2 separate regions of the Homo sapiens genome follow, and region 2 is linked to region 1. Evidence: read pairs that join two places in POLR2A ChIA-PET (ENCODE). Cell type or tissue: B cell. All regions are shown on one strand.

Region 1 (2,500 bases):
TGTTAAATTTAATGTGTTGATAATTTCTCTTTTAACCTATATATTTGATGTTCCTCCTGTTTCCTATCACATAGCTCTTAAAACCTTTGGGTTCTCCACAGTGATAAGAGTGTCTTTCGTTTACTAATAAGATGACTGGTGACACCCAGACAGCTTTGGGATGGGGGCCAGTCACCAGAAAGACTAAGGCATGTTTAGAGGGTTGGGACTTTAAGCCCAACCCCACAACCTTTAAGGAGGGGAGAGCAGCTAAAATTGATTTGATAACCAGTAGCCAATGATGTGAGCAATCACGCCTACATAAGTAAGCCTCCATAAAACCCCAAAAGGACAGGGTCCAGAGAACTTCCAATTAGCTGAACATGTGGAGGTGTCTGGAAGATGGCATGCTGGCGAGAGCATGAAAACTTCATACCCCTTTCCACGTACCTTGCCCTATGCAACTCTTCCTCTGGCTGTTTATTTTGTAATATCCTTTATAATAAATGGGAAAATGTAAGTAGTATTTCTCTGAGTTCTGTGACCCACTCAAGCAAATTAATTGAACCCAAGGAGGGGGCAGTGGGAGTCCCAATTTATAGCTTGGTGGTCAGAAGTATAGGTGGCAATCTACTACTTGTAATGGGCATCTGAAGTTGGTGGCACTCTTGTGGGACTGAGTCCTTAACCTGTGGGATCTGATGCTATCTTCAGGCAGACAGTGTCAGAATTGAACTGAATAAGAGGACATGCAGCTGGTGTCCACTGAAGAAGTATCTGGTGTATGGGGCAACAACCCTTACATGTCTGATGTCACAAGTATTGTACTGTGTGGTACGGCAGTAGGAAGAACATTTTGAGTTTTTCATATCTCTATTAAAAGATAATATAACTTCACAAGCATATGGGTACATATAAGCTGTGATTATACAGAAACTTCCTGCAAACTCCCAGCTTTCTAACAGCTGGCCATAAAGAAATTAAGACTCTCATTCCATAGGGGTCCTACCCAATACCCAGGAGGAAGGAATGCTGCACAGAGAGGCCAAGAGAAATCTGGAGAGGTAGGTGTTGCTGAGTTTCCTCACTCAGTCTATTAGCGTTAGATCATACCCATTTTGTCCAATCCTATTTCTATACAGCTGTCCACACTTCACTAATCCTAAGCATAAAAACGGATAATTTTTTCTGCATTTTTTGGGTCTTCATTCTGAAGGCTCCCATGACACATAAAGCTTTGATCGAATAAATTTGCTATGCTTTTCTCTAGTCAACCTGTCTTTGTTACAGGGGTGTTGGCCATGACCTTTATGATGGGCCAGAAAGGAATTACTCCCTTTCCTCCCCTACAGAACTTATACAGTATATAAAGGAGAGATTACACTAATATAATCTATTAATATATTCAATTTTTGGAATTCCTCTTTGGATTCTGCTTTCAAACTAATTCTTAAGTCTCACAAGAAAATCGGGTCCATCGCTTCAGGTACACTTTGTTTTTATTTTCCCAGTTTGATCACTAACCTTACTCAGTAAATTTGACTCCATATGAATTTTGTCTACTTCCAAAAATTTAATGAAAAGATGATGATTGAAGTTAATTCTAAAGAATATCATACTAGTGGCTAACATTTACTGAGGGCTTACCACGCACCAAATATTGTGATATTTCGTCAGGCACGGTATGTATACTTGCAGTCCCAGTTACTCCAGAGGATGAGGCAGGAGGATTGCTTGATCCCAGGAGCTCCAGGCTACAATGTGCTATGATCAACCTTGTGACTGGCCACTGCACTGCAGCCTGGGAAACACAGGGAGCCCCTGTCTCTAAAAAACAGACAGACAAATATATGTTGTGATAAGCTCTTTATGTGTATCATCATATTGAAAGAATTGAATACAACAACTCTATGAGATAAGTGTTATTTCCCATTTTACAGATGAAGATCTTAAATAATTTGTCCAAAATTCCTTAACTAATTGGTTTAGCCAAAACTTGAAATGTGATTTAATTCAAAACCCATGTTTTTAATGACCATGTCATATAGCTATCTGAGTTTCCTGGAGTCTAGATTATGTTTCCTTTGTTCTCTATGGCCTAGCATGATGCCATGGGCGGCAGGTGCCTGTAATCCCAGCTACTTGGGAGGTTGAGGAACAAAAATCACTTGAACTGGGGAGGTGGAGGTTGCGATGAGCCAAGATCGTGCCCCTGCGCTCCACCCTGGGCAACAGAGTGAGACTTCATCTCAAAAAAACAAAACAAAAAAAATCCTGAAGGAAACCCAGAAAATTTTATACAAAGAAAGGATCTCTGATATCATGATCCGGTCTCTCAAGGTGAGTAGTTTGAAAGGAATAAAAACCCCGTCTTTTTTTGTTTTTAAAAAGTTGATTATTATTTCACATACATTACAATATAGCCAAATGCCCCATTCCAATAGCCTCATTCACTACAGGTTAAGCACTCCAAATCTGAAAATCTGAAATATTTAAATATAAATGTAAAAAATATAAACAA
Region 2 (2,500 bases), 330 kb after region 1:
ATAAGAGAAGAGGGACTGCTCTGAGAAGGTTGAAAAGCTTGCCTGAACATACACTCATTCCAAAAAGTCAGGAAAACAAATTTTACATAAAAATAATATAAAAGTATCAAGATCAAATTCTATACACAGTTATTAAGAAAAAAATGCGAAGAAGGAGCAGATTAACATCCTTACAGACAATGAAAACACACCAGGGAGACACCATAAAACAGACCAAGACTAACTTAAAAACAAATACATCAGCCTGGGCATGGTGGTTCACACCTGTAATCCCAGCACTTTGGGAGGCCAAGGCAGGCTGATCACTTGAGCCCAAGAGTTCAAGACCAGCCTGGGCAATATGATGCAACCCCATCTCTACAAAAAAAAAAAAAAAATTAGCTGGGCATGGTGGCATGTGCCTATAGTCCCAGCTACTCAGGAAGCTGAGGTGGAAAGATCACTTGAGCCTGGAAGGTCCAGGCTGCAGTGAGCCATGTTTGAGCACTGACTCCGGGCTGGACAACAGAGTGAGACCCCATCTCAAAAATAATAATAATAACAGATAAACAGATAATGATTTAAGAGATAAAAGACAGTGAAAAAGAAAGATATGTTTAAATAAAAAGGAAATGAAGAGATAAACAAGATTTGAGGGAAATTGACAAATATTGAAAGCAGCAAAGATCAAACATACAGGTAATAGGAGTTCCTAAAGAAGAAAATCAAGTAAGGGAGGAACAGAACAAATGCCAAAAGATATAATTCAAGAAAACATTTCAGAAATTTAAAAATGTTGAAACTACAATTGAAAGTATACCAAGAGAATATACACCCTGAGTGACCAATATTAAAACATTCCATTAAACTTATTAAACTTTAAATAAAAAGCAAATATTATTTGGGCATCCAAATAGTAGATGGGGAAAAATTCCTCTTAATAAAAGTATTCCAACTCTAAATGGGAAAAAGATAGAATATAACCAGTTTGCAACTCCTCTGAATGAATAGATAGGCATTGAGCTTCACCCACTCCTAAGATCACAAAGAGACAACAAATCATAATGTGTCTCCTATAGTCATGCCAAATACCCTCAGTAATCTTGCCAAAGGAACCAAACGTGAGTTTGAACCATTCTCTGAACTTAGGTACCAATTTGCAGGAAATACCAAGGATAGAGAAATATGTTGAACTGCAACAGGAGTATAAAATCAGCAAAATCCAGACTGCAGGAAACTGTAGCAAATGGCCTGGGTTTTTCAACAGATACATTCTAAGGAAATGAAAGGGGTGGAGGAAGAATCTATAAATTGAAAGAGACAGGGCCAGGCATGACGGCTCATGCCTGTAATTCCAGCACTTTGGGAGGCTGAGGCGGGCGGATCACCTGAGGTCAGGAGTTAGAGACCAGCCTGGCCAAAATGGTGAAACCCATCTCTACTAAAAATTCAAAAAAAATAGCTGGGTGTAGTGGCACATGCCTGTAGTCCCAGCTACCTGGGAGGCTGAGACAGGAGAATCGCTTGAACCTGGGAGGTGGAGGTTGCGGTGAGCCGAGATCACGCCATTGCACTCCAGCCTGGGCAACAAGAGCGAAACTCCGTCTAAAAAAAAAAAAAAGAAGATACTTGAATAAGAACTTAAGAAGATGCTTAACATCATTAGTCAACAGGGAAACATCTAAATAGAATGGCTAAAATTTAAAAAACCAACCAAACCAAGTACTAGAGAAGATGTGGTGCAACTGGGGATCTCATACACTGCTAACAGGAATGCAAAATGACACAACCACTTTGGAAAAATATGTGGCAGGTTCTTAAAGTTTAATAGACACCTACCATATGACACAGCCATTCCAGTCTTAGCTTTTTTTTAATCCAAAAGAAATAGAAACATATATCAACACACAGCCTGGCCAACATGGCACAAACCCGTCTCTACTAAAAATACAAAAGTTAGCCAGGAGTGTTGGCATGCACCTGTAATCCCACTTACTTGGGAGGCTGAGGCACAAGAGTTGCTTGAACCCAGGAAGCAGAGGTTGCAGTGAGCCAAGATTGCGTCACTGCACTCCATCCTGGGCAACAGAGTGAGACCCTGTCTCAAAAAAAAAAAAAAAAAAACCCATACATCAACACAAAGATTTGTACCTAGATATTTATAGCAGCTTCATTTGTAATACCCCCAAACTGGAAACACCCCCAAATGTGTATTAACAGATAAATGGATGTATAATTGAGATCTATTTATACAAAGAAATACTACTGAACAATAAAAGGAAAAATTATCAATATATACAATAATATGAGTGAACCTCAAAATTATGATGCTGAGTAAAATAAGCCTGATAAAAAGAATGCACACTATATGCTTCTATTTATACAAAATTATATCTATAAAATCAATCTCCAGTGACAGAAAGCAGACCAATGGTTATCTGGGATGGAGCTGAAGGAAAGGATGACCACAAAGGTGCTATGGTCTGAGTTTGTGTCCCCCCAAAATTCATATATTGAAATC

Evidence for each region. Peaks named below come from ENCODE experiments on the same cell type or tissue, not always from the same donor. Only the 100,000 strongest peaks of a DNase experiment are listed, where the experiment ranks them.
Region 2: POLR2A ChIA-PET joins it to region 1 with 5 read pairs; 4 of 35 experiments call an interaction of 5 or more read pairs at or near these places.

The regions. Positions count from the first base shown.
Region 1 is chr9:121,079,612-121,082,111 of GRCh38, reverse strand. It overlaps CNTRL (centriolin), which reads right to left. Exons shown (of 44, transcript NM_007018.6): 2 at 1,634-1,806. Among named protein-coding and RNA genes, the nearest start is that of CNTRL, 5.9 kb to the right of the region's middle. In B cell, no CTCF peak of the experiment used is centred here; no DNase peak of the experiment used is centred here; H3K27ac peaks cover 789 bases.
Region 2 is chr9:120,749,855-120,752,354 of GRCh38, reverse strand. No RefSeq gene overlaps it. Among named protein-coding and RNA genes, the nearest start is that of MEGF9, 37 kb to the right of the region's middle. In B cell, no CTCF peak of the experiment used is centred here; no DNase peak of the experiment used is centred here.